Linked DNA regions of Homo sapiens: region 1 is linked to region 2. A link is an interaction called in ENCODE POLR2A ChIA-PET data of the cell type or tissue named here. Cell type or tissue: Panc1. All regions are shown on one strand. Each heading gives the region's core, and the rest is flanking DNA. Links, peaks and the distances in the headings are about the cores only.

Region 1 (15,423 bases), core at 7,625-10,124, 950 kb after region 2:
TTTTTTTTGAGATGGAGTTTCACTGTTCTTGCCCAGGCTGGAGTGCAATGGCGCGATCTCGGCTCACCGCAACCTCTGCCTCCTGGGTTCAAGCGATTCTCCTGCCTCAGCCTCCCGAGTAGCTGGGATTACAGGCATGCACCACCATGCCAGGCTAATTTTGTATTTTTAGTAGAGACGGGCTTTCTCCATGTTTGTCAGGCTGGTCTTGAATTCCCGACCTCAGGTAATCTGCCCACCTCAGCCTCCCAAAGTGTGGGATTATAGGCATGAGCCACTGCGCCCAGCCAGCATTTGTTTCATTCAACACTTTTTTTTTTTTTTTTTTTTTTTTTGAGACAGAGTCTCACTCTGTCGCCCAGCCTGGAGTGCAATGGCACGATCTTGGCTAACTGCAACCTCCACCTTCCAGGTTCAAGCGATTCTCCTGCTTCAGCCTCCCAAGTAGCTGGGATTACAGGTGCCCGCCACCACGCCCAGCTAATTTTTGAAGTATAACATTCATACAGAAAAGTGCACAAATTATAAACCTACCACTCAATGAATTTTTACAAACTTAACACACTTGTGTAACCACCACCCGTATCAGAAAATACATCACTGACATCACCCCAAAACCCCCTTTCAGTCATTCCTTCACAAGCATGTGAAGGAATATGTTTTTGTACATATGCACATGTGAAAACATACCATGTTTGGTTAACCATTATCCTTGATTGATATCACCATAGATTATTATTGCCTGCTTTTGTGCTTTATATATATAGACTCGTATTGTGTATATTCTTCTATTGGGCTTTTTTCACTCATCATTACATTTTTGAGGTACATCCATGTTTGATTGTAGCAACAATTTACTCATTTTCATTGCTGTATTATAACTGATTATATGAGCATACCATAATTCTATTATTTGGGCATATTCCGTTATTTGAGTTATTTCAAAAATGCTGTTATGCACATTTGCATATGTGTCTTTCGGTGTGTTTATGTACACGTTTCTTTAGAACATATTCCTTGGAGTAGAATTTTTGGGCCATAAGATATGCATATGCCTGGCTTTAGTATATTCAGCCAGACAGTTTTCCAGATTAGTTTTACCAGTTTGGACTCTCATCATCCTTAACATTTAGTATTCATTCTTTTTATTTTTAGCCATTTTGGTGGCTACATAGTGGTAATACAACATGATTTTAATTTGCATTCCTCTGGTGACTAATGATGTTAACTTTTCTTTTTTATTTTATTTTATTTCCATAGGATTTGGCGGAACAGGTAGTGATTGGTTACACGAGTAAGTTCTTTAGTGGTGATTTGTAAGATTCGGTGCACCCATCACCTGAGCAGTATGCCCTGTACCTAACTTGTGGTATTTTATCCTTTACCCTACTCCCACCCTTTCCCCCAAGTCCCCGAAGTCCATTGTATCATTCCTATGCCTTTGCATCCTCATAACTTAGCTCCCACTTATGAGTGAAAACATACGATGTTTGGTTTTCCATTCCTGAGTTAGATGTTGAGAAACTTTTTATATGTTTGTTAATCCTTTGAGTATCCTGTTTTTATGAAGTTGCCATGTCTTTGGCCCATTTTCCACTGGGTGTTTTGGCTTATTTTTATTGATTTGTAGATGTTCTTTATATATTCTACACAAGGATATTTTGTCAGATATGTGAATTCCAAATATCTACTTCCACCCTGCAACTTGCCTTTTCACTGTCTTAAAGATATCTTCTCCTGAACAATTGTTCTTAATTATTAATGAATGCAACAGATCAGTCTGTTTCTTTATGGGGTGTGTGTGTGTGTACATGCACACATATGTTAATTCTAAGAAATTGCTGCCTATCCCAAGATTATGAAGACATTCTTTCATATTACCTTTTGTAGATAGGAGCTTTAAATACTTCCATTTACATTAGGTCTATTATACAATCTAGCCACAACTGGTTTTTATATGGACAGGGAGGAATGGATCAGGATTCATTTATTTTTTCTTATGGATATCCAATAGACCCAATACCATTTATTTGATAAGAACATTCTTTCTCCGTTTCCCTACAGCAGCACCTTTCTCATAAATTGAGTGACTATACATGTGTGGGTCTGGTTTCCAACACTCTGTTCTGTTCCAGTGGCCTATTTGTCTATCCTTCTGGCAATATCGCATATCTTACAGCTTTACAATAAGTCTTGGTATCAAATAGTGCCAAATACACCCAGATTTTGAACCAAAAGAATATTTTTAACTGAACGAAAGCAAAAATATAATATCAAAATGCATGAAAGGTTAAGAATTTTATAGCCATAAATGCATATATAAGGAAAAAAGAAATACTGAAAAATCAATAATCTAAGTAGCTTTTTTAAGATTTTAGAAGAACAACAAATGAAAGAAATAAGAAGAATAAGGGCAGATACCAATTAGATTAAAACAAAAAAAAACACCAGCCGGGAGCGGTGGCTCTCGCCTGTAATCCCAGCATTTTGGGAGGCCTAGGCGGGTGGATCACCTGAGGTCAGGAGTTTGAGACCAGCCTGACTAACATGGAGAAACCCCATCTCTACTAAAAATAATTAGCCAGGCATGGTGGCGCATACCTGCAATCCCAGCTACTTGGGAGGCTGATGCAGGAGAATCACTTGAACCCAGGAGGCAGAGGTTGTGGTGAGCCGAGATTGCGCCATTGCACTCCAGCCTGGGCAACAAGAGCAAAACTCCATCTCAAACAAACAAAGAAACAAACAAAAAACACTCGGGGGACTGAGCGTGGTGGCTCATGCCTATAATCCCAGAGCTTTGGGAGGCCGAGGTGAGAGGATTGCTTGAAGCCAGGAGTTTGACACCACTCTGGGCAACATAGCAAGACTCTGTCACTATAAAACAATAATAATGTAGCCAGGCGTGGTGGTAAGCACCTGTAGTCCTAGCTACTCAGAAGGCTCAGGTGGCAGGATCAATTGAACCCAGGAGTTTGAGGTTTCAGTGAACTATAACTGCACTATTGCACCCAAACCTGGGCAACAGAGTAACACCCTGTCTCTTAAAAAAAAGGCACTGGGAAAAAAATTAAAGCCAAAAGGTCTTCTTTAAAATGACTAATAAAATTGATTAACCCCCAGCAAGAATGATCAAGAAAAAAAGAGAAAGCATCCAGCCTGGGTCACATAGGGAGACCTCATCTCCACAAAAAATACAAAAAATTAGTTGGGTGTGGTGGCACACACTGTGGCCCCAGCTACTTGGGAGGCTGAGGTGAGAGGATCGCTTGAGCCCAGGAGGCAGAGGTTGCAATGAGCCAAGATTGTACCACTGCATTCCATCCTGGGCAGTAGAGTAAGACTGTCTCAAAAAAACAAAACAAACAACAACAAAAAGAGACAGCACAATGACCTAGGTCAGAAATAAAGAGACAGCACTACAGATCCTTTTGACATTAAAAGGCTAATAAAAACATGAACAATTTATGCCAATACATTTGAAAATTCAGAAGAAATTTTGATTCCTTTAAAAACGCAACTTACCAAAACCTTTTTTGATTTAAAAAGCCCTGTAATTAAAAACCTTTCCACAAAATTTTCTGAGACTATATGTCTTTATTGGTAAATTATTATACACTTAAGAAAAAATAACACCAATCTTATAAGAACCCTTTCAGAAAATAGAAAATGAGTGTAAACTTTGCAACTTAATAAGGCTAACATCACCTTGGTACCAAAATTTAATTAAGGACATTACTAAAGAGGAAATATTACAGTTCAATATCTCTCATGAATGAAAATGCAAAAATTCTAAATACAGTATTAACAAATTGAATATAGCAGTGTGTACAAAGGTAATACATTATGATCAAATTGAATTTATTTTTTATTTATTTATTTTTTGAGATGGAGTCTTGCTCTGTCACCCAGGCTGTAGTGCAGTGGCGCCATCTCAGCTCATTGCAACCTCTGCCTCCCGGGCTTAGGCAATTCTCCCACCTCAGCCTCTTGAGTAGCTGGGACTACAGTCATGTGCTACCACATCTGACTAATTTTTTGTATTTTTTGGTAGAGACAGGGTTTCATCATGTTGCCTAGTCTGGCCTCCAACTCCTGAGCTCAAGTGATCCTCCCACCTCCCAAAGTTCTGGAATTATAGGCGTGATCCACCGTGCCTGGCCTAAACTGAATTTATTATAGGAGCACAAAGTTGACTTAACATTTGAAAATCAATTAATGTAATTCACTTCATAAAGGAAAGAAATCATATATGATCATCTTAATAGATTCAGAGGAAAAAAACTCATTTGATTAAATTTAACAGCTGCTCATTATTTTAAAAAAAAAAGAAAAAGAAGAGAACTCTTCATAATTTAGGACTAGAAATAAACATTCTTAGTTTGATAAAAGGTATTTACCCAAAAAGCTAAAGCTAAACATAGGCATTGTACTTAATAATGAATGAAATATTCTCCTTGAAACTAGGAATGAGATATAGAGCCACATTGTCATTAGTTCTATTCAACATTGTCCCAGCTAGTATAGTAAGTGAAGAATAAGGAATAAAGAAGAAAATGAGAAGAATGAAATAAAACTATTATTTGAAAATAAAATGTGGGTAGTACACATTTTAATTATCTATTGCTGTATAACAAATTACCCAAAAACTTAACAGCTTGAAGCAACAAGTATTTATTTTTTTATTTTTTTGAGATGGAGTTTTACTCTTGTTGCCCAGGCTGGAGTGCAATGGTGTGATCTCGGCTCACCACAACCTCCGCCTCTGAGGTTCAAGCGATTCTCCTGCCTCAGCCTCCCAAGTAACTGGGATTACAGGCTAATTGCCCGGCTAATTGTTTTTTATATTTTTAGTAGAGACGGGGTTTCTCCATGTAGGTCAGGCTGGTCTCGAACTCCTGAGCTCAGGTGATCCACCCACCTAGGCCTCCCAAAGTGTTGGGATTATAGGCGTGAGCCACAGGGCCTGGCCTAACGAATATTTATTATCTCACAGGTTCTGTGGGTCAGGAATTCGGGAGTGGCTTTGCTGATCGATTTTGGTTTAAGGTCTTTCATGACATCAATTAGGGTTGCAGTTATCCAAAGCTTTCCTGGGGCTGCAGGATCCACTTCTAAGATTGCTCACTCACTTGGTTGTTGGCACATTGGCCTCTGCCCTGGGCTGTTTGAGGGTCTTCACCATATGGCAGCTGGCTTCCCAGAACCAATGGTCTAAGAGAGAGCAAGATAGAAACCACAACATCTTTTACAATCTTGCCTTGGAAATCATACTCTGTAATTTTCTGCCATATCCCTTTAGTTAAAAGCAAGTTACCAAGTATGTCTCACACTCAGTGGAAGGAAATTAGTCTCTGCCAGACAAAGGTACGTTAAAAAAATTTGTGGGCAGATTATTTTTATTTTTATTTTTTTTGTAGAAAAGGGGTATGACACAGGGAGGGGAGCACCACACACTGCGGCCTGTTGAGGGGTAGGGGGGCAAGGGGAGAAAGAGCATTAGGACAAATATGTAATGCATGCGGGGCTTAAAACCTAGATGGCAGGTTGGTAGGTGCAGCAAACCACCATGGCACATGTATACCTATGTAACAAACCTGCACGTTCAGCACATGTATCCCAGAACTTAAAATAAAAAAAATAAAAAAAAATAAAAAGAAAGAAATGGGGTCCAGCTATGTTGCCCAGGCTGGTCTCAATTCCTGGGCTCAGGCGACCCTCTCATCTCAGCTTCCCAAAGTGCTGTGATTATAGTTGTGAGCCACTATGCTAGGCCTGTGGGCAGATTTTTAAAACCATCATAGTGTACACTGAAAATTCAAAAGAGTTGTATTAGTCTGTTCTCACACTGCTATAAAGAGATATCTGACACTGGGTAATTTATAAAGGAAAGAGTTTTAATTGACTCACAGTTCCACTTGGCTGGGGAGGCCTGAGGGAACTTACAATCATGGCAGAAGGGGAAGCAAGCATGTTTTACATGGTGGCAGGAGAGAGACAGCATGAGCGTGTGTAGGAGGAAATGTCAAACACCTATAAAACCATCAGATCTTGTGAGAACTGACTCACTATCACAAGAACAGCAGGGGGAAACCACCCCATGATCCAGTCACTTCTAACCAGGTCCCGCACTTGACATGTGGGGATTTTGAGGATTATAATTTAAGATGAGATTTGGGTGGGGACACAAAGCCAAAACCATATCAAGAGTCTACAGAATAACTGTTAGAATTAACAGTAGATTTATTAAGATCACAGGATACAAAGCACACATACTAATATCAATTGCATTTCCATTTAATATATAAATTACTTAAAAAACAAAATGTACAAAATGATACTATTTATAATAACATGAAAAAAATCAAATACCTAGCAACAAGTACAATTAAAGCTAAGAAAGATGTCTATGTGGAAAACTACGAAATATTTAGAGAAATTACAGATACTGAATTGAATTTATGAGATTAAATAACTAGCTATGTTTTCTTCTAAATGCCATCCAATTAAAGATCCTCAGCTACAAAATGAATTGCATCTTTTGCTAAAGGTTAAAGAAACTTGTGTGTGAAAGCAAAAGAGAAATCTCTATCATCTTCAATTTTCTTTCTTTGGCCTACAAGGTTTGTCTCCCAACTGTGCCAAGTAGTCAGCCTCCTGTGGTTTTCTGGATCTCCTGATGTTCTACTAATGTTGTCTCTGTTATATCTGGAAGCAACTGGCTTTCCATTTCCTTGGCCTGTTACTTAGGTTTTATCAAAATCTTCCCTTATTTTTTTTCCTTCACTGTAGTTCTGGCAGATGTTTAAAATAGATAGCAATAAAAATAAATCTAAACTAAAATCAAAACTCAATTTAAAAAATTCAAAAGCATAAAAACAAGCAAGTTTAGAAAATTCAAATTTCCAAATATAATAAAGTCAAAATTGACTAAACACACAGATGTCTACTCTTTTTCTGACCCTACCTAAGAGATCTCCATCTTGAAGTAGCTTTGCATTGGCACAGTAATTATGCCTGGAGTAAATGTAATCATTCAAAGAACCTGTTTCCTTGTTCTCTCTTTGTATGTTCTAGGGTATTCAAGACCCAGATCTTCCCGTGGGTCTAATAATATTGAGCTATTCAAACACAGTACCTGTAGTATTTACAGTTTCTACAGAGGGAATGGGCCCCAGGATATTCCTTGAACAGGAATATTCTTGGTAAATTTGCCACCCTCACCTCTCACCCCCAGTACATGCACAGCCATATTGTATCCCCAAACATCTGAACCACAGCCTTCCAGCCAATCCACAGTCCAGCCAGTGACCTATGAGGTAATTTGCCATAAAATTTGTCATCAAATATGGCAACACATATGAAGAATTTCTTCAAATATTCTTCCACCCAATAGTTATACTTCTGGAAATTTATCCTACATATATACTTGTACATTTTACTTACAGACATTTAGACAAGAATATTAATTTTATTATAAGCATTATTTATAGGAGCAAAAAGTTTTAACTACATATAATTCAATAAGGGACAAGTTAAATGCATTGTAACTTTACAATACAGCTGTTGAAAAAAAGACACAGATTAATATGTTGCTTTCACTCTGTCATGTTTGCATGCATGGTATAAACGCCTCCTCATGGGGAAGTTTGAGTTCTTCACTGCAGGTTTTGTCTTCCCCAACCCTAACCTCAGCTAACTTCTGGATTAATTAATTAATCCATTTATGTCTAGTGTTCCATTATTGGGATGCTAAGCTTGTGGGGGTTATTTATGTCCTACTGCTCAAGGTCATTGCCAAGGTTTGATTTTTCAAAAAATAAATTTGCAACCTTTGGTATAAGTGGGTTAATTTTCTTTGCGGTATAAGATGTTAGATACGACTTCTATCTTTGGGAGCCTACTCTTGCCTGTTAGCCTTTTCCAAAACAGACAAAAACTTATTTTTAAATATTAGAACTAGAAATGAAACCAACTGGGAAAGCTGTTTGTTGAGGTCAGAGCTTTTGGAGATCTGAAGAAATACTGGTGAGGAAGCAAGGCAAAGTGTTTGACCAGGCAGATCAGATCAGTTCAGACTGGTGGTGAATTTGCTTGATAGATCTCATAACCAGCCTATTCTCACATCTTAAACTTTTCTTCTTGGAAAAACCTCATGCATCTGAAATTCTCCCACTGTGTTCCTACTCCAGGTGGTAGAATGTCGAGTGTTATTAACTTGGCAAGAAAGCTGTGATTGACACCACTGAGCTCACATGAAGAGTCAGACCCTACTTATCCCAAAGGCTCACCTCCACCCACTTTTGGAGGATTCTACTTAGTTCACTCTTTTTTTTTGGGTGGGGGGGGGGCAGATATTTTGGAATATTAAATACTTGACATAAGCAACATATCAGGATGAGTATTATTCTTTCACAAGGGATGTATGAAGCTCTTAGAGAAAAACCGAATTTTTTTAATGTAAAAATTTCACCAAACCTCTTTTTATTTAGACATAATTGAGCAATGGGTTAAGAAGTTACAAGCCAAGCACTCATTTTTTTTGAGGGGTGGAGGGAGGGACCGGCTTGCAAGTCTACTTAGCTTATGGCACATTGCGATAAAAATATTTGCTCAATTTACTGAATTTAGACTTTAATGAATTGAGTTATTATACTTTGAAGTTTTGCTTAAGTAAGACTTTATAGGAAAGCTATATTTACAGTAATAAATGAATAAAACATTTAATAAAAGACAATTCTTCTGGAAATCTGTAGTGATTCCTTATTGCATATAGGCAATCAGGAACAAACTCAAGCTCCTCTTTGAAGTCTCAACACCCTTGCTCATGAAGTTCCTCTCAAAAGCCACCAACTCTGTCAAATTTCCATGATACTCTTCATCACAATTTATCATTTCTTTCTTTATTATGCTAATACCTTTAATTCAGATTTTAGCTATTTTCCCTGTTGTGTATATTTCCCTGTTGTTGAGATTGATCTGAAGATTTTCCTCATTGTAGTGTTCCTGTGTTTTGGAATTATAAAATGACTTGGAGTGTGTTTCCTCTTTTCCTGTTTTCTAGGTGAGTTGGTTTAGCACTGCTATATTTTTGGGGTAGGCTAACTGCTGTTAAAAACAACAACAACAACAACAACAAAACAAAACCCCTCAAATCTTAGTGGCTCGACAATATAAGGGTTTATTTCTCCCTCATTTCTTACTCACACTTCAGTATTGGTTATGGGTGGGCATGGGGGAGGACTCTGCTCCATATAGTCATTAAGGGATCCAGGCTTCTTACATTTTAGAGGCTCTTATATCCCCTAGGGCTTCAGAGTCCTCCTCTGGGTCCTCTGCATTTAACAAACAAAGGAAGAGACAGAGAGTGATAGATCATACAAGAGATTTTTTTAATAGGGACTAGGCCTACAGACAGCGTACATCATCTCTAACACACATCCCATTGGCGAGAACCCACTCACATGACCACACTTAAATGCAAAGGATGCTGGGAGATATAGACAGTTTTGTGCTCCAGTGGAAAAGAAAATATGATTTGGTGATTACATAGCCTTGTCTCCAGTGATCTCTTCTTCTGGTAGGGAAACATCTGCTTCCCCTTCTTTCCACACAAAGAACATACTCACCTTTTCCACAAGGAAAACAACCCTAAGTCCCACAATGTCACGTAATCTAGCTCACAATACATGATCTCTAGGTCTAGATGTGCAGCCTCTCCTTCAGTTTCAGATACAGCTTCTCATGATCTAGCAAGCTATCACCTAAAAAGCCAAGTGGTCTGTAGGCCGAACATGCAGTGCTATAGCAGCAGAGCAAGGACAATTTGTTATTTCTTGTTTCTTGACTCTGTTTGGTAGATCTCATCTATAAACTACCTAACTCTGGTGCTTTCTTTTTGGGAAGTTTTAAACTTCTGATTCAATTTCAATAATGTTCACAGAAAAGTTTAGCTTTTCTATTTCTTCTTTAGTTGAATTTAGCAATTTATAATTTTTCTAAGAATTTTTCCCTTTCCCTAAGCTTTCACATTTGTCTTAAAGTTAATAGTATTTTTGGGTTATCTTTTAAATCGCTGCTTCTTCTTTTTCCCTTTTGGTATTCCTACTATTGCTCATTTGTGCCATCTCACTTTTCTAGTTTTTCTACTTTTTTTCTAGATTGGTCTTGCCAGAGATTATTAATTTTATAAGTGTTTTCATAGAACCAAATTTTGACTGTGATGATCCTCTCTTCCCAATGTTTTCTAGATCACTAATTTCTTCTTATATTTATTACTTTCTTAGAGAATATTCTTTTCAAACTAATTTTGTAAGTTGGATGATTATCTTATTAATTTTCAGCCTTCCTTCTTTTTACTACATACATCAAAGGCTATGATTTTTTTTGAAGCACTGTTTTAGCTGAATTCCACAATCATTCTAATCATGTCATTACGTTGTTCTGAGCATTTTAATAATTTTTATTATGTTTTTTCTTCTCTGCCCATGAAATATTAGGAAGTTCCCTCCTCCTGAAAATAAATGGAGTTTTAAAAGTTATTTAGTTATTATTCATTCATTACCTAATTGCAATGAAGTCAGTGTGCGGTATGCTAGACTATATCAGTTGTATGAAATTTGAGGCTTCGGTTTAAACCTGAAATTTGAAAGTTGTAAACTGGCTGAGCACGGTTGCTTATGCTTGTAATCTAGCACTTTGGGAAGCCAGGTGGTATAGGATTACTTGAGGCCAGGAGTTTAAGACCAGCCTGGGCAACCGAGCAAGACCCAGTCTCTATAAAATATTTAAAAAAGAAAAAATTAGCTTTGTATGGTGGCACATACCTGTAGTCCCAGCTACTTGGGAGGCTGAAGTGGGAGAATCACCTGAGCCCAGAAGAACTGTGGGGACTGTTGGGTGATCACACAACTGCACTCTAGCCTGGGTGATAGAGTGAGACTCTGTTTCAAATTTAAAAAAAGAAAAGAAGGAAGGTAGTTAGTTGAAACTCATTTTATAGCCTACTATGTAATTTTCATAAAGAGTCCTTGTATGCTTGAGAAGAATGCATATTCTGAGTTGCTGAGTGAAATTTTCTACGTATGTTCATTATTTCAATATTGTTAATTATATTTTAAAAATCTTATGTATTCCTATTGACTTCTGTCTCCTGCCTCAGCCTCCCGAGGAGCTGAGACTATAGGCTGATGCCACCGCACCCAGCTAATTTTTGTATTTTTAGTAGAGACAGGGTTTCACTATGTTGGCCAGGCTGATCTCGAACTCCTGATCTCAAGTGATCCGCCTGCCTCGGCCTCCCAAAGTGTTGGGTTTACAGGCATGAGCCACTGTGCCCTGCCGGATGAATATCAAAAACACATTTCTTCTTCCGGGCTGAGTCAAGCCTTGAGAAGCTAAGTGTGGATTAAACATCGCTTCACTGTTCACCTTGACTGGGTGCTCTTGCACAAGGCACAGCCTTATCAATGTGTGCAGAGCCTGTGCCTGCTTTAGCATCTGCTTATCTTTTGGGATTTGCTCTTCCTCACAGATTCTAGCCTCTCACAATTACTTTACCTTTTCTACCAGGCTCAGCCATGTATTTTTTAAATGCTTTAAAAAATTACATTCATCATTTTTAGGTGTTATGCCCTGGGAATTTTCCTCCGAATACCGGATCTATCAAATTGTAGGAAATTGAAGGTACCTCACTCATTTTCAATTAGGTTCACTCTTTCAACAAATGTTTACTGAAGAAGCCCTTTATGAGTTGCAGTGCTTGGAACTAAAATACAATGGTACAGAAAGCGAAGTCCCTGCCTTTGCAAAACCTATGGTTGAGTCGTCCTTTTTCATTTTCTGGGTGTGTTCTTCTTCTCAGCTATTGCACCCTCCTGGAAGGTTTTCCTCTGGAGAGAGTGGGATTATAAGCAGTAAGAGCATACATATAACCTTAAAACCCCTATCCTTCTAAGTGTTTTCTAATAAGTAGAACACATTTGTGTGCCTTGGGAAACCACACAAAACTAAACTGAAGAATGGTACTTTGCTAATACCAACCTTCCGCCACACATCTGTTTTGAATAAACGAAGGACCACTCTCTAAGATGGTCCATTTTCCAAAGGGAGGAATTTGTTTGCTTAGAAACGGCAACATTCCAGCTCCAATCCCACTGTCGCCACTATTTCCGGGGGCTATTTTACAAACTAGCCAATCAAGTCTGGGCTATGTAAATATTTCAAGGATATAATCCAGGGGATTACTCTTCTAATTTTCCCCCTGGTACTGTAATTCAACAGCCTCTTCTGCTGCTCTGATTGTCGCTGTTGATGGATTTTACCACCATTTGCTGAGACCACTTACAAATTATGCTCCTCAGGCAAGGCTCCCCAGCGTGGGCCCAAGGAATTTGGCTCGCCTTGTCACACCACATCAGAAGTTGTCTATGGTATTGTGGGGGTAATTCTGTCTGTCCAGCAAAGTCCAATGACACTGCTTAAAGGTCATTTTACCTTCCTCATCCCCACATCTAATTAAGTGGGCAGTCTGCTGACTGCAGGCATGTAGTGGAGTGGGGTGGTCACATGCCAGTCCACTTTTATTAAAGTTTGGTGTTCTGTCTCAATCATTTTCCATAGCAGGACTTCTGCGTATTCCCTGCAAAATAGGAATCTAAAGAGCCCTTTAGGCTCTTTTCAGAGTCTCCTCTTTGCTTTGACTATGTCTATGAATGAGCCTGGAGCCTTCTCTTTTGATGTCTCTTTGTTTTTTTGTTTTTTGTTTTTTGTTTTTTTTTGAGCGGGAGTCTGGCTCTGACGCCCAGGCTGGGGTGCAGTGGCGCCATCTTGTCTCACTGCAACCTCTGCCTCCTGGGTTGAAGCCATTCTCCTGCCTCAGCCTCCCGAGTAGCTGGAATTACAGGTGTGTGCCACCACGCGCTAAAATAATATACATATGTGCTTTCCAAATGTAGCTTTTCTGGGACTTTTATTGGATCTGTACCATTTCTGTTTTCAGCTCTAGGGAGCAATTGATTATGAGATGTCATGAGGAGCAACTCTGAAGACTCTGTTCCAGCTTAAGGGAATCAGCCAGTCCATCCCTGTTTCTCTGTCATTGAGCCTAATTAAGTAGGGTGTGTGTGTGTGTGTGTGTGTGTGTGTGTGTGTGGCAAAACTCCAACTACAATTGAGAGAATACCTCAGTTTGGCAGGCTTGAGATGCATATACCTGTTATTAGCCATAGTTGGGAGTGGCTTTTCCAAAGATGACATCACTTGGTGTGTCTTAGATGGAAAGGAGGTCCTGTGATGCTTTTGATAAAAAATCTGTATAAAGAGTTGCTTGAGGGCCAACTTGAATACCAGACTAGAAAAACATGGTGCCTGTAGTGAATTGCTTACAAGATGTCTGTCAACAATTTTCCCCCTCACTGTACAGACATTCCACGCCTCCTACCAAGAAGCAAAGTCTATGACCCCTCTCCTTGAATTGCGGCTGGCCCTCTGATTTGCTTTGACCAACAGAATGGAGCATAAGTGATGCTGTGTGACTTCTGGGCAAAGCCCTTGCAGGCCTTGCAGCATTTGTTTTTGTTCTCTTGGAAGCTGGGTGTCATGTAAAGAAGTCTGGGTTATCCTACTAGATAGGCCACATAGAGGATGGAGGGAGGGAGCGCGTGCAGAAAACAAAGGGAGACAGAGGGAGAGAGAGAGAAACAGAGAGAGAGGGAGAGAGAGAAAGAGTCTGGAGGATGAGAGTCCATGTGGAGGAGAAATTAGGTGCCCCAGTTGACAGGCAGCACCAACTGCCAGACATGTGAGTGAAGCCATCTTAGATCCTTTATCCACAGTTGAGCCTCCCAGCTGAGCATTGCTTGAATTCCTGCCCCAAAGAACCACAAGCAATAAAATGGTTGTTTTAAGTCACTAAAGCAGGGTCTTGTAGTCCAGTTGAAACTGAGCCAAAGTTGGCCAGGTGACAGAGTGACTCCTGCAGTCATTTGTGTGATATGTTTGTTGCTGTGGCAGTGGAACTGGGATTGCATGAATTCACGATGAAGCTTGAGAATGCCTTAGAAATAGTAGGAGAGGGCATTTTCAGGTCTTGCTGCCTGTGGACCACGTAAAGGAAGGGCAGGTCCTCAACCCAGAGCCACTCCAACCTGGTTTGGGCTTGGCACACAGAAGGCACAAAGATAAAATGATGACTCATGGATATAGTGAGATCAAGCTCTTCCAGAGGCCACGCCTATGGGGGTGAGTTGGTAAGTAAGGGCACTAAGGAGGTCCTGGGTACATTTCTAGTCCATACTTCCAGACTAACTTTGCTTGCACATAGTGCCCAGGATTGAGGCTATTATGGTAAATTTGGATGTGGTAGCTCTCAGGACTAGTACCTATATTCTTCTCTTGTTCTCTGTGTCAGTCCTTTGCCTGTTACTACAGTGTGTCTAGCAGGAAGACCCAATCTTGTTCTACCTAGAGTGTTTTCCTGGGGATTAACATTCTGCCCTTGAACTGCAGCCTGGTAGTCCTGACAGTGCTTCCGCCTGCCTGAGTCTTTGGATGTCACCTATTCCAGGACTTTGTCCTTCTTTCTGTTCAAACCCCTCTTCTCTTCTTGTTAGACTTCCCTGGTTGTCTGGACTACCACCTGTTGTTTGCTAAATCTCTATGATGCCACTTCCATCAGTTTTCTTCACTTCCTTATAGCTTCTGGGACTTGATTTTTCTGCCCTCAGTTCCTGCTAGGTCCTCACTGAATCTGTTCCATTCCATTAAAATGCCAGGGCTATGTAAGGCTGTGTCCAAAAACAGAGTTCAATTCTTCTTTCACACAATAGCCTTTATACATTTGACAACCTTTTTATCACCTTTAATCATCTCTTTAGGCTAAATCTTGCTGGTTCCCACATTTTCAAGGTCACCCATTTATGGTTATAATTTAGCTTATCAATATTTTCTTTTGGAGGGAAAAATTTCTTCTTAAGAGGTGGCATATAGGAGTGATTCATGTACTTCAACGCAGAGTATAGTAAGCATATCCTTTCTTATGAGAAGGGCATTATATTTTATTAACTATGCCTATATTTATGTTATTTTGCACTAGCATTTTAAAGGGGGCTCCATCAGGGTGGTTCAATGTTTTATGGGCCCAAAAGCTTATATGACTTTAGGGACTCTTTAAAAAACACAAAATGAAATACAAAATTATAAAGTTAGTTTCAAGGCTTGTGAAAATGAGAGATCCCGAAGTTTGTTTCATTAGTTTCGTTGTAAATCTGCTGCATATTTCTTATTATGAGAAAATAATAGTATTTTCTCATTAAATTCCCAGGTCTCCTTTACCAGAATTGCTGTCTAATCAGATTTCTGCTCTGTTTTAGCACACCTTATAAAATTTAACTTGTATACTTAGCATATGGGATTGTGATTAAA
Region 2 (15,423 bases), core at 7,720-10,219:
TGGGCCAATGAATATAATATAAACTAATTGAGCAAAATTACAGAAATGTACTAACAGTTTTATTATCAATGGTATTGAAACAGGACTACATTGCTACTCCATACCCAGGTCGCCAGCCGTCTCAGATTGGAAATGACCCATTTTCAGTAATTAAGATAAAAATGAGCTTTGATTTCAAGCATTCCCCATGTGTTTATGCAGTCTTAGATTTTGATACAACTTTGGGGAAAATCCTATGAGATTTTTTCTAAATCAACTCACATTCAAAAGATATGTTTTTTTAAAAGACTGTATTTTATGCTGCTACTCATGATTAGCACATAGCACAGTTATAGACAGAAATGGGGAGGACATAGTTTGACTTTAATGCCTCGTAATTATGTCCTTGTAGTCCCCTTTCCCTTAAGCCTTAGTCCAAATTAATTTCTTTTTAAAAATAATTCCCACTTTTATTTTAGATTCAAGGGTACATGTACAGGTTTGTTACATAGATGTATTGTGTGAAGCTGAGGTTTGCAATGCAAATGATTGCATTACCTAGGTAGTGAGCATAATACCCAATAACCCAATAGTTAGTCAACCCTTGCCTCCCTCTCTCCCCTGCTATTAGTCTCCAATGTCTATTGTTGCCATCTTTATGTCCACGAGTGCCCAATGTTTAGCTCCCACTTATAAATGAGAACAGGTGGTATTTGGTCTTCTGTTCCTGCATTAATTCACTTAGGATAACAACCTCCAGCTGCAGCCATGTTGCTGCAAAGGACATGATTTCATCCTCTTTATGGATGCACAGTATTCCATTGTGTATATATACCACATTTTCTTTATCCAATCCACCATCGACGGGCACCTAGGTTGATTCCCTGTCTTTGCTATTGTGATAATGCTGAAATGAACATACAAGTGCATGTGTCTTTTTGGTAGAATTATTTATTTTCTTTTGGATATATACCCAGTAATGGGATTGCTGGGTTGATTGGTAGTTCTAAGTTCTTTGAGAAATCTCTTGCTTTCCACAGTGGCTGAACTAATTTACATTCCCATCAACAGTGTATCAGCGTTCCCTTTTCTCCACAGCCTCACCAGCATCTGTTGTTTTTTGACTTAGTCAAAATGAATTTCTAAAACTTAACTTCCAGGCAATTATATTCTGAATGAAAGGGAATCTTCCGGTACCCTTCAGTCAGCTAAGGAACATATTGTTATCTATTCAGATTTCTGGATTGCAGATATTAGGAATATTTTTCATGATATGTATTTGGACCAGAGAGAAAAATCAGAGATACTAATTTATTTATTTAGATCATAGAGCAACCCCAGTACAGACCTTCATTTTCCTTTTGAATGTATGAATCATGACTTAAGTCCCAGTTCTAAACACAGCATGAATATAAAAGGGCTGCCTAAGTCCAATGACCTCTTAGCATCAACATATTAGGACCAACTAACTTGTTTTATCTGTTAAGTTTTTCACTATATGAATGAGAGTGGTTGAAGCAGAATTCACATGAATCATCTCTGGAATCAACATAGTATGATAATTTGCCTGTAGTCAATCACAGCAAGGATGTGAACCGAAAACCCCTAAGGGAAGCAATCACAAAAAAGGAGTTTTCCTAGCAGGGATGTCCAAGAGAGAGAATACAGCCATGGGTTCTTAGTTTCTGTCTCTGGTTGGGCCAGTAAAGCCCCTTCCTCATCTCTCTCTTCCGCTTATCACTAAAGACAGAAACTAAAATCCATGGCTTCAGGCTGCTAAAGTCTAAAATAAAACAAAACAGAACAGCAATAACAACAAAATAAAGTAGTTTGGACAAGCTTGCTACAGGGTATGAAAACTCTGAGCTTCATCGTTAGTGACTATGCTGCTCCCCGCTGCAAGGAACATAATGTGCCGCCATCCTCCTGCAGCTGGAAGATCAAGTTCCTGGCACAAGGTTCTGCACCTCACTTTGAAGGAAGCCTTTTCACAGGATTCAGCCCCCATGATGGTGTAGGCAGGAGAGAGACCAAGAACACCCACATCTACACAGCAAGGCAACTAATGGACTTTTGCATGTTACTATCTACATGTCCTTGCCTTTAACCACTACCTAAAAGGGAGCTTTTGTTTGGATAAAGTAAATGAGTTTATGTTGGATAATTCTTTTTATATTGAATAATCCCATAATAACTGTAAGTAATCTGAAAAGGCACTCTCTGTTCAGTTTTTACTTATTATGTGAAAACCAGTAGAATAAATGTAGTATGGCTCATGGTAAATTTTGAGGCTCCTGTAGCTTTGAAAATACCCAGGGCACTTCAATCTGACTTTCCCAATATCACAGGCATAGCAGAGCGCATGCTAAAATCCAGGCTATTTACTTTCCAGCTCAGCTCTTTTTCTATTCCATAACATGCATCCCATAAAAATATTCCCTCATGACCAAATCAAATTACATAAATTACAAACTCATAATTTTTGTTGGAATTCAGTGGGTGAAAATATTTCCTAGAAGACAAAGATTGAGACTTTTCCATGATTCTTTTACATTGGCATCCTAATTTTATTTAAAATATTATGTGAGAAATATAAAAATTAAGTAACATTTTTAAATTATTTTCTTGACAGACCCAACCAAAACTTCAGTGGTGAAAAGTACTGAGCTGAAATGGTGAAGAATATTACATGGGCTTTTACATAAAATCACACATCCTTAATACTAAGTTATATTTTAATGTCTTGGAATCAGAATTTGTCTTAAAATCAATGTGTTCACTGTCACACTCAAAAATTTACTTAAATCAATGATAGATCTTACAGCCAATGTAAACACAATAATCTGCTAAGCCATTACATTTTGAACCTAACTATAAAATGAATGAAGCCTCCTATCTGAGATCCTAGGAAAGTCTATGTAATTGAGATTCTTGTTTTATCCTATAACTGTTGGCACAGAGTTTAAATCTTTCATTTTTCTTTTTATTAATCAATACCCTCTTTGGCAATGTTCTTTCCAGTCATCGAAGAAAGTTGAGGTGGTCAATGCAGAATATATGTCTCCCATGTTTTTCACCACAAGTTTCTTTTCTTTTTTCTGTTATAATTCTAATGTTGATTTGCAGAGTTACAGAAAATGTCCCTCAGAGTCCCAATGGAGAAAGGCTATTGATTTCTCTCCTCAGCACACTCTGGCTTCATCCCCTTTTGGAGTTCAAAGCTAGCCTGGCCCCTAGACATACTCAGAAACTATGAAATATTAGGTTGGTGCAAAAGTAATTGTGATTTTTTATTCCTGGCAATGTTCAATGTCGAAGCCAGGAAGGAACACCATAAATTCCCCAAGGCTGAGAAAGCAGAAAACACTCATTTTCCTCAGGCAGAAGAGAATTCTCAAGCAATCACCATCACAGTTATGCAAACTGTCTTTTCTCTGGAATAGAATGATGCCATAAGTCTTACCTGTTTAGTAAGGTATTTCCCTGAATGTAAACAGGACTCTGAAGCCATCCAGCCGTCTTTCTCTAGCTATACTTGCTTTAACCTTTCTACACAGACCCTGTTGTCAAGTCCTTGTTAATAATACCCTGGATTAATCTTAAGTTCTCTACCTCTTTTGGGGGGCACTCTATGTAAAATAGTATTTGGGAAACATTAAAGTTTGTGGGTTCTACCAAAGCTGTTTCTTGGTAAGCGGGGTTTGGATTCTTATTTCCAAATGCCACCTCCCTGAAAGCTGAAGTAAAACCACCCATTCAGCTGGATACAGTCAGTCCCCTTCCCCCACTAAAATAGTCCTCAATGCTTTTCTCTGCATCCCAACCCGTTCCTTCCACAATTATCTCCAGGCCTACAGGGAGTGCCCTGCACCTGTAGCTTCTGTCATACCCTCATCTCTCTCTCTCTCTGGGTTGAGTTCATGTGACATGTCTAATGGTGGCATAAAATGAAGAAATGCAAAGAGGGAAGAAATGTGAGCTCAATGAATTATTTCTCGACCCTTCCCTGCTCCCCATGCTGCCTTTTCTGCAGCGTTACCATTGGGCCTTCCCTGCTGTGCCCAGGCCAGTCCTTTCTCTCCCCGCCTGCCCTGCTCATGAAAAGCAGCGCCTACACATCAGTCTACTTCTCCATCCCATTTCCGCATGCACCCACAACCTCAGCAAGATGCAACCCTGTTTCCCCTTCAGGACCTACATAACAAAAGCAAAAACAACCAAAACAGAGATGAGGGGGACTATCAAAGAAATTTTGTATGTCTGTTTTGTCTCACACAGTTCTAAAGCAAAAACAAAAACAAAAGCAAAATAAACAAAAAACTCGGAATAAGACTGAGGAAATCTTATGAGAACATTTTCACACACACACAAATTGTCCTAAACATCATGGTAAGTTTTATAATTCTATTAGTAGAATATTCCATATCAGGAGAATGATGTACTTGAAAGGCCCTTCTGCATGAGATTGAGGACCTTATTTTAAAACTTCATTTTTCACTTGGCAGAACACCTGGATACGCTCTGAAGCCAGGTTCAGCTTAATTCTTGACTCTCCTATTTGCTATCAGTGTGACCTTGGAAAATTTATTTAATCTTCTTATGACTCAGTGTTTAATAATCTGAGAATGATGATACCTACCTAATATGGTTATTAAAGAGGAACAAGTAAATTAATACACATTAAGCACTTAGAACAATACTTGGCACAGTAAGCATGCAGCAAATGTTATTACAATTATTATTATATAACACTATTTCCTATTTTTAATTTTAATTTTAAGTTCTGGGGTAGATGTGCAGGTTGTGCAGGTTTATTACATAGGTAAACATGTGCCATGGTTGTTTGCTGCCCCTATCAACCCATCACCTAGGTATTAAGCCCAACATGCATTAGCTATTTTTCCCAATGCTCTCCCTCCTTTCACCCCACCCCATGACAGGCCCCAGTGTGTGTTTTTCCACTCCCTGTATCCATGTGTTCTCATTGTTCAGTTCCCGCTTTGTTCAGTTTAGTTCAGTGTTTGGTTTTCTGTTGCTGTGTTAGTTTGCTGATAATAGTGGCTTCCAGCTCCGTCCATGTTCCTGCAAAGGACATGATCTCTTTCTTTTTTATGGCTGCATAGTATTCCATGGTGTATATGTACCTCATTTTCTTTAACCGGTCTATCATTGATGGGCATTTAGGTTGATTCCATGTCTTTGCTATTGTAAATAGTGCTGCAATGAACATACGCTTGCATGTATCTTTGTAATAGAATGATTTATATTCCTTTGTTATATATCCATTAAAAGGATTGCTGGGTCAAATGGTGGTTTTGGTTCCGGATCTTTGAGGAATCTCCACACTGTCTTGCACAATGGTTGAACTAATTTACATTCCCACCAACAGTAACATATTATTTCTAACTAGGTTGCAAATTTCCAAACATCCTTATGAACTACAATCTGTGTAGAAGTTAGGGACTCTTGTTAATTCCTTTGAGAGGAAATTTTAGGATGTTGTTCAAATTTGTGTTGAGTGGAATGATAGACTGTTCTCTTTATGTACAACTAATAAATAGTAAAAGGAAGTAGTCTGATTGAAAAAGCTAGGATGTAAATTTGACACAAGACATCCTTAGGGGCTGAAACATGGAATTGGCACTTCGGAGATTACATGTAGTATTTTCTTCTGGAAATATTAAGAAAGGAACAGTTAATTCTTTTTTCTGGGTGCCTTAAAATTCACCAGCTTAAAAGTAGACTATTAAGTGAATCTTATGAGGTTCCCTTGAGTCCTCTTCCTCAATTTTGATACAGGTATTCATGATCAGGCTCTTAGGAGGTATCTCTATGGCCCTTTTTGTTTGAGGCCTCATGAAGGCTTCCATTCGGCTCACCCCTCCCTCTACCTAATATAAGTTTCCAGGGAATTAATAGCATTTCAACACAAGAAATGACTGATAGTTTCCAGGGCCTCTTGTGGTTACTATAATGTTGTTATAGCAGGACAGGGCCAGGCCTACTGCAGCTAGATGGCAGCGAGGAGACCACTGTAGTATGTTAATTGGGATACAGCGAATAATCCCTTACATGGCGTAGTTTCTGTGTGTGCTAAGGGGCCTTTGTCCCAGCCTGTTAGTTACAAATGGTAGGAGACTGCATTAACTCCATGCAGTTTCATGGCCCCTGTGACTTAATGAGTTTCTGTGGTGGCCGGATTGACTACCCCCCACCACTGGCCCTCTGCTGTGCCATATCAGGGAGCATCAAAGAGCCAGTCTATTCACTTGTATCCTTGTCTGTTAAATATCCAAAAAAGTGCTGAACTAAAGAGAATAAACTTGAACAAGGGGAAGTTCTTCTAACCCAAACTGACTCTTTGTTAGTCTACCCTACTTCGCTTACCATTGGGTGTTAAGAATCGGTTTCATGTTATGCCAATACAACCAGATAGCTTCATGAAAGTCTATTTAGGTTTGGAAAATAACATGTATGCCAGGCCCCTTGCCATTTCAATAATACCCAAACAACATTAACATGATGAAAGCTAGCAAAAGCAAGCTATTATGCTTTCATCATCCAGAATCCTAGTGTGATGTGTAGAAACCCTTCTTTTTCTCCAATAACACCAAGATTAAGCAAATGCAAACTTGGTTATCAGAAACAATTCTCCCTTTTTAACTTGAGGACCTCTTTAATTTTTAAAGCTATTTTCTGCATCCACACAAAAAGCTTTCTCCCTACCCTTAACGTATTGGGTATGAAGCAGTAACGATGTGCCAAATTCTGTGAAAGACATAGTATCTTTCAGCATTGCCTACTGAGTTTATAATCTACAATACAGCTGGATGCTAGAAGCTGTCACCTGAGATTTTCCTACATTTGGAGGTGGTCCAATGAAAAAATCCTTCCCATCAATATTGTTAGGGTCAGCAATACCTCCTTGAGAACTCTTGTTCAAGTGACATTTTACCATTCCAGTGATAGCGTTAAGGGAATATCACACAGAAAAAGCAATCCCAAGAATGCCACAGATTCCAAGAGAATTGGAGTGCCTGCCTATTTACCACCTGACAATCACAGCCTGGAAGCCCAGAGCCTGTCCCTTTGGTCATGCCTTGGACCTAATTTAATCTCCTATGTCCTTGAAATTAACCCATGAAAAGGGCATTATGCTCACAATGCGCAGAGCAGATCTGAATTAAATTTCTTTGAGACCTAAAGCGGAAAACTCTGAACCCCTTCTCCTTTCCCCACTCTCACTCTTTCCCCTTTCTAAATTGCCAGAATAATGACAAAAACTGCTTTTCTCGGTATTATTTCATGTTGTCCCCCTGCCCTCCCCACATCCCCCCAATCTAAAACACTAGGGTCTCTGGCCTCAAGGGTGCTAGTCTGTCACCTTAGAAACTGTTTCCTTACAAGGCCATGGAATGGCAGAGGGCATGCCTTCGCTGCATACTTTGGCAACCATGAATTGCTGAGTGCTGCTCTCATGAATGGGAGTCTTTCACTGCCATCTGGACATGCTCACAGGTATAAACATTTTTTTTTTCATGAAGAGGTCCAGAGAATACACATTGCATCAGTAGGCCTCCTGAATGACAAACAAAGCCATCTCATATGTTGGGACAGCTATAATCACATCAGAGTTGATATAACATAGGTCTGTCTCTAATGGCATTGCTTCCAGACAAGGTCAAATTAAATGTTCAATTTAGACATTCTTCAGCTTTGTCAGGCAAGCAATGTGAATTAGAAAGAGGTATGGAGAGGGAGGTAGAAAGAGGCTGTCACTATGATATGGAAGACCACTGAGTTTTGCCCAAGTATAAATATGCTACCTTAAAGAGTCAAGAAGAGACCATTCACGCCTCACTAGCAATTCTCTAGGTGGAAGACCAAAAGAAAGGATTCTTTCCCTTGGCTTGGCAAAATAAGACTGGGACTTACTTCATTCAAAGGCATTTTTATGGTCTTCATAAACAAACATTACAGATGAAATTCTTAACATATTTATAAGAACATAGACTTTGTACTTGTTTGGGGGTGGCAGAGGGGAGAATGTGACAAGGGCTCTATTATGTTTTCCTGTAAACAAAGTTGCCATGAACTTGGAATTCGATCATATCCAGCTTTAAATTTTATTCTTCAATGTGTCTACTGTTTTGCTTGGACGTATTACTGCCCTTTGGCATAAAACTTTTAAATAATTTACTAAAATTTTTTTAGTAATTTTTCTACTCTTACAGATATAAGTAGTTGACATCTCTGTCAATTTTTTTCAGGTATGAGGTCTTTTACATGTCTCTAGTTCATTCATACACACATAGGGACAGAAGCAAAATATAGAATTCCTGCCATACTCAGCTATATAACAACAACAGAATTCTCCCCATGAACTAAGACTTTTCATTGAAAGAGATGAAGGAGAGAAATCTTAGGCAAACAACAACAACAACAACAAAACAGATAATAAGCCAGGCACAGTGGCTCATGCCTGTAAACCCAGCACTTTGGAAGGCAGAGGCAGGCAGATCACAAGGTCAAGAGATCAAGACCATGCTGGCCAATATGGTGAAATTCCATCTCTACTAAAAATACAAAAATCAGCTGGGTGTGGTGGTGCACACCTGTAGTCTCAGCTACTTGGGAGGCTGAGGCAGGAGAATCACTTGAACCTGGGAGGCGGAGGTTGCAGTGAGCCGAGATTGCGTCACTGCACTACAGCCTGGCGACAAAGTGAGACTCTGTCTCAAAAACAACAACTACAACAACAACAACAAAAACAGATACTAATATTCCTAATATGACAAAAAGGGCAACATGAAAGAGCCAAGAACTGTGGGCAGGGAACAAGTAGGTGTCAGTTTTCAGAATTTTGCCATTTGTGAAAAAGATGAGTCTTCTAAAAATCTTTACAGACTGACGAAAGGAGCAGGGAGATGGCCAGGTAAATTTTTACAAAAATTATATCACACCTAATATTTCTGCCACAACCACTGATGAATCTGGTCTGGTCTCAAACATGACTTGGAATGGACCTGGGAAGTTTGTAACAATATACCCCCTTGTCATAATAAGAAGTGGTATTTTTTCCTTGCTTGATGATAAAGCTTTCCAGTTCAGTAAAAATCTTTGTTGACCAGATATAAAAATGTTCCTTTCCAGCTGTTAAATTGACCCTGGGCTTTTTCCTCTCCCTCCCTCCTCTGCCTTTTGCCTTTAAAAGTTCAGGATGTCTCAAACAGCAACTGTTACATTCTGTCTAGCAAGCCTGGATTGTGGACAGTGATCTAACCTCCTGGAAAAAACATGGAGTTCACCCAAAAACTGAGAGAGACATTTCTCGCCCCAGCCGCCAGCTCATAGGTTTCAAAGCTCTGGGACAGACCTCATGAACATCTTGGGGCTTTAACGTGTAAGCTGGCAGCGCCAACTCAAACACAGAAAGCACTTCAGCAGGTATAAACAGCAGCCACACACCAGGCCAGGCTCAGAGGAAGGCGGGTGGGGGAAACCAGTCAGCAGCCCTTGCCTGCATCACTCTCCCTCAGCCTTCTGTGTCTGAGGACACACGGAGAAAAATTGGACACACCCCCTTTGGATGACAAATTAAGAGAATCAGAAGTCTCAGACTAAATGATTAAATGAATATAAAAATACCTTTCCTCTTGAAAAGCAAGAGATCTTGCTAGTGTGTACACACACACACACACACACACACACACAGAGAAGCATCTTTGCAGCAGTAACTCACCTATAATCATTTTGAATTGCTTGAAAGCAGCAAAATTAGCCTTTCACAGGAAATGTAGAAAATAAAGACACTTCTTTCTCCTTTGGGGACTTTGCTCCTTTTCTTCTCATATTCTCAGTGTTTGCCCTTTCCTCCGGGCCTACCACACTGTTTTAAGCATGCTTGGCTTTCCATATATTGATATTTATTGCTGGCCTCAGTTTTCAATGCTGACACTGGCACTAAATCTCAGTGCTTCTAGATCAATGTGTCTCATTGTACATTTAGAGAACAAAAGAGAATGTCCCCACCACTGAGGGAGCAGGCCATGAAGCTTATAGGATATAAATTGACTGGACTTACCTGGGAGCACTCCCTCTGCCCTCTGAGATTTTAAAGCAAGACAATTAACCATTACAGGTGCTATTCATTTTCATACAAACCATTTTCTAACAAGAAGGAAGTACATTCCCTTCCCCAAGAGAGTTTGTTGACTAATATAGCTTCTTAGAATATTTATTTTTAAGCTTATATTTCTTTATACTTTTACCCTATTTTGTATTTAGTTGAAGTTCACTTAATAAACTTTTAAAAATAACTTTCAAATTGTTTTTCATTCATTTACTCAACTAGCATTTATTGAGTGCCCACTAAATGCACTACGTTGCTCTTACAGATATAAGTAATTTACATCCCTATCGTCAATAAACACAGCCCCTAATTGGAAAAACGGTCTTTGAAATTATACATTATAAAGTTTGCCATACAAAACCCCTAAATCACTTGAATATTATATTCTCTAATCACCACTAAAATATTTATGGAAGCACATACTGCACTCTGAACTCTTCCCTTAATTTTATGGAGGTACAAGTCACAGAAAGCATGCTCCCTGCTACAAAAGGACTCACAATCTATCCGATTAAGGCATATTTCACCTGTTTCCTGCTTTATACGTTAAAACTAAGACATATATGAAATGAACATCTCTTTAAAAGCCACAGACTCACAATATCATAGACTGTTATACCTAATAACAATTGACAGGGTAGGCATATAGATATATGCCAGCCAAATTCTTAATGATAGAGTGAGATCTCTCCAAATCCATGAAAAACTATGCAGAACAATTCAAAATCATTTTAGTCATAAGCTCTGACTGGAGCTAAGTAGAAGAAATGTGTCCAATTGGTGGTGATTGACTTCTGCTTTTCTAAGTTATGAAAATCCAAAGATGTATAAAGCACTTCATAATGAGTTCATCTGTTTCTATTTTAAATCTTTTTATTAATTTAGTAGAAACTTGACTCTTACATCACTAAGAAGCCATACTTCGAAATAAAGTGATCTTTATATTGGTTTTGAACACTTCTGAATGACTTCTCAAATCTAGATGAAGCTATTTGGCCCTTAAAATAAAAATACTTAGTGTAATGAGATTGTTTCCCTATTCATGGATATATGGAGCTAATTAACTTTATAAAACTATGGAAGAAAGATTTTTTTTCTTTTTGATTTATCTGTAAGTTGAGAAAATTTCAAGCTTAATGGAATCACCCATTTGCTATATCATTGATTTAGTTATATTGTGGATCCAGCTTTAAAAATTCCCTAAGTGTCATTTTAGCAAAATTAAATGCACCATATGAACTACATTTTGCTAACAGATCCTGTGCTCTCAACTAAGAGCAAGAAGATAGGAAGAGTACAACGGTTTCTTGCTATTTTTACTTGACTTTCTGTTGCTTAAGTCCTCTGGGATCTCAGAGGGCAATCTAGATTTATTGAGTCTATACCGCAGCAGACATTTTAGAGCCCATGACACATATCATCTCTTGCATGTGTTATTATCTTCCTATTTCAGACGCAGAAAGAGATTCAAAGAGGTTATGTATCATTCTCAATGTCAAACTGCTAGTTAGGTGATAGAGCCAGGATTCCAACCTGGTTATTCCAAGATCTGATGTCTTTCCAACACATTGTGTTCAGTTCTTTATTCCAGACTTTGATATATCCACATGTCATGTTTGTACTAAAACATACATAATTTGTACCTTTGTGTAGTATAATAAGAATTCTTAATTGGCCATCAACAGAAAAACACCACATTAAAAATGAAATATTAAAGTCAATCTCATTAACAGGAAAAAGACAGGGACGTATATTATCAAAACTGCTATTCAACATTATTCAGGAGATTGTGGATAAAACAAAAAGTAATAAAAGAAGAACACATATACATACATACTGGAAAGAAAAGATAAGTTGTACATTCATATGTACACATGATTATACATCAAGGAAATTCATAAGAATCAAAAAATTTATTTTAGAAAGTTATTAATGTTTAAAATAAATATGTGTAACTATCACCATTTGTCTTTTTATATCAGCAATAATTAGTTATTTGAGCCACTAACTGGAAAATTCCCATTCATGTCATTAAAAACAATTTAAATGGTCTATAAATAAGTGTAGCATGAATGGGGTAAAACTAATATGAAAAAACAAGAACTATAAGACATTAATGACTTATACACAAAAAGACATGAATAAATGGAGATAATCATGTTCTGCATGTGTATATCATGGTAAAACTCCTCACTATCATAATGATGTAAATTACCTCAAAATTAGTGTATAAATTGAATGCATCCCCAATAAGATTATAGATGATACTTGACAGATTCTCAACTTCATGTAAAAATGAAATATGTAAGAAAAGTAGAGATTTAAAAACAATTTTTTTAAATCCATGGTAATGAAAATAGTATGATATTAACACAGAAGTAGTCAAATAGATTCAGAACAGGATATATACAAATGTAGCCAGGACTAAAAGATAGTTTGATATATGATAAAGAGGATATTTAAGTTCAATGAGAAAAAGGATGGAACTAGCTATTCCAACAACATTTGGGGGAAAATATAGCCTTCATTTGCCAAAAGAAAAAATGAGTGAAAAATATGATCAAATAATTCACACACGCTGTAAGACAAATGTTGAAAAATAGTTATATAGTAGCCTTAACATGTGCACACAAAAAAATTTTAAATGTCAAAGAACTTTATGTAAAATTAAAGAATATAAAATTACTAAAAGAGAATGAAGTAAATATATTTATAACTATAATGTAGGGAAGCCTTCCTGCCTAAGATATATTAAAAAGCAATAAAAATAAGATAAATATTAAAAAAGAAAAGAGTGGTCAATTTGACTGTATCAACTCTAAAACTTCAAAATATAGCCATACAAACAAGGGCACATACCAAGTTAAAAGAAAATTGACAGCATGCAGAAAAATATTTTAATTGTATGTATTACAGACAAAATATTAATATTTAAACTGCATTGTGAACAGATCATCTGGATCAAATCAGTAAGAAAAAACTAAAACAATGACAAAAATAGAAAAATGAGCAAAGCTTATAAACTGGCTTTTCACAGACATGGAAATACAAATGGCCAAATGAATAAGTAAAGCTGTTCAACCATCCCGAAACTATTAAAATACAAATAAAACAATCAGGAGATTTTTTTTTTTGCTCCAAATGGGAATAAATTTTAATGATAAACTTTATGAGTTTGTAGGGAGATAGGAAAATGTCTGTGATTGCCTCTTAGGAATATAAATTGATACTGATTTTCTGGAGGATAATTTGACAATAGCTTTAAATTTTAAATGTGTATATCTTTAAACCAAGCAATTTGCTTTCGGTAGGTTTTAGAGAAATGTGAACCAAAACAAGTATGTATCAAGAGTTTCATGATGATGTTGTAATGCTGAAAAATGGTAATTCTCTAAGGATCCATCAAAAGGGAAATCATTAGATAAATAAAATATATCTATGCAATGAAATCCCTTGTAACAAATAAAAAGAATGAAGAGGGTCTACTTCTATGAACATGGATAGATCTCAAAATAGGGACATTAAAGGAAAATACATGCCATTCACCATTCAAGTTTTTACAAAAGGAAGTTAAAAATAAGAATAAATCAGATCAGTAGTAAAGTGTAAAGAAAGATGTGTATGAGTATATATATACACATATATATACATATCTATGTATATGTGTATGTGTGTATATATACACACACATATATATGTGTGTATATATACACACATATATGTGTGTATATATGTATACATATATGTATACATAGATATGTATATGTGTGTATAAACATGTTTATACGTGTGTATATGTGTATATACATATGTATGTGTATACTTATACATGTATACATGTATGCACGCATACATATACGTGTATGCACATATGTGTATATGTATATATATCTCAGATCTGATAAAAGAACTAGAACTTTTGAAAAAAGGGGCCAATCTTAGTATTATTTGGCTCTTTTATAAAAGGATATATCCTATGTATATACTGTTAAGAAAGGTTTAATGTTGATTGTCTGCAAATTAACTAAAAGTCCAATGCAATACCAAATTCCATTTCTTTTTAGAACCTGACAATTGATCATCTAAGGAAAAAAAGCTGAAACGTAGCCAATGCCTTTTTGTAATACAGTAATGAGGGAAAAATCATTAACACAGTATGGTATTAGTATAGAAAAAGGCTGGTAGAGCAAAGGAATACAATAAGAAGTCTGTAAACAGGTACATGCATATTAGTTGAGAACCTCTGGTTACTAAGTCTAATTTGCCTAAGCAAGACAAAAAGGTACATCAAAGAAACAAATAAAAAACATAAAAAACAATCCATATGCACCCATGTTCATCGCGACATTATTCATAATAACCAAAAGCTGAAAGCAACCCAATTGTCCCCTGACAGATGAATGGATAAACAAAAAGTGATATATATGTACAATGAAATGTTATTCAACCTCAGAAAGGAGAGAACTTCTGACACACGCTACAACGTGGATAAATTTTGAAGACATTGTGCTAACCAAAACAAGTCAGTCACAAAAGGACAAATATTGTATGAATCCAGTGATATGAGGTACCTAGTAGTCAAATTAATAGAGACGAAAAGTAGAATGGTGGCTGCCAGGGACGACAGGAGGAGAGAAACATGAAATTATTGTTCAATGGGAATGAAGTTTTGGTTTGGGAAGATGAAACAGTTCTTCCGGGATTACTAAATAACTGGAATCAAGATGGCCCACACAACCAGGTTTCTTTCCGTTGCATTTCTCTGTAAACTTGTTTTATTTACTTTTACTAGACACTGCATTTTCCCATTTAATAGAAAGTACAGATGTCAAATAGCCCCTGAGTTTTATACTACGTGATCACCTGGTTTACAGCAAAGGTGCCACTATAGCATGTTTCAATAAAGGGTGCAGAGTCAATTGGATATCTGCATGAAGGAAATTTGAGTAGACCACATAAAATTAAGATGGATTGTCAATCTAACAAGAAAAAGTGAAACAATAAAGCTTCTAGTAAAAAACACAACCTTAGGTAGTTCAACATTTCTTAAGCAAGTCACAAAAGGTAATAATTATAAAGGAAAAGTTTGAAAAAAACAGATGAACTTATTTATTGAAAGACACGATTAAGAGAAAAAATATTTCTAACTGTAAGTATGAGACATCACATATATCAAGGAGCACATACCCAGAAAAAGAAAGAACTCCTATAAATAAATAAAGAAAAGACAACCCAATTTTTAAAATAGGCAAAAGACTTGAAAAGGTGTTTCACAAAAAAGAACATCCAAATTATTGATAATCATATGAAAA

Evidence for each region. Peaks named below come from ENCODE experiments on the same cell type or tissue, not always from the same donor. Only the 100,000 strongest peaks of a DNase experiment are listed, where the experiment ranks them.
Region 1: POLR2A ChIA-PET joins it to region 2 with 5 read pairs; 2 of 35 experiments call an interaction of 5 or more read pairs at or near these places.

Annotation. Positions count from the first base shown.
Region 1 is chr6:131,064,414-131,079,836 of GRCh38, reverse strand. It overlaps LOC105378004 (a long non-coding RNA gene), which reads right to left. Exons shown (of 3, transcript XR_942993.3): 2 at 10,827-10,943; 3 at 4,659-5,214. Among named protein-coding and RNA genes, the nearest start is that of EPB41L2, 8.9 kb to the right of the region's middle. In Panc1, for the core only: no CTCF peak of the experiment used is centred there; no DNase peak of the experiment used is centred there.
Region 2 is chr6:132,014,292-132,029,714 of GRCh38, reverse strand. All of the region lies in intron 2 of CCN2-AS1 (CCN2 antisense RNA 1), which reads right to left. Among named protein-coding and RNA genes, the nearest start is that of CCN2, 71 kb to the right of the region's middle. In Panc1, for the core only: no CTCF peak of the experiment used is centred there; no DNase peak of the experiment used is centred there; H3K27ac peaks cover 2,132 bases.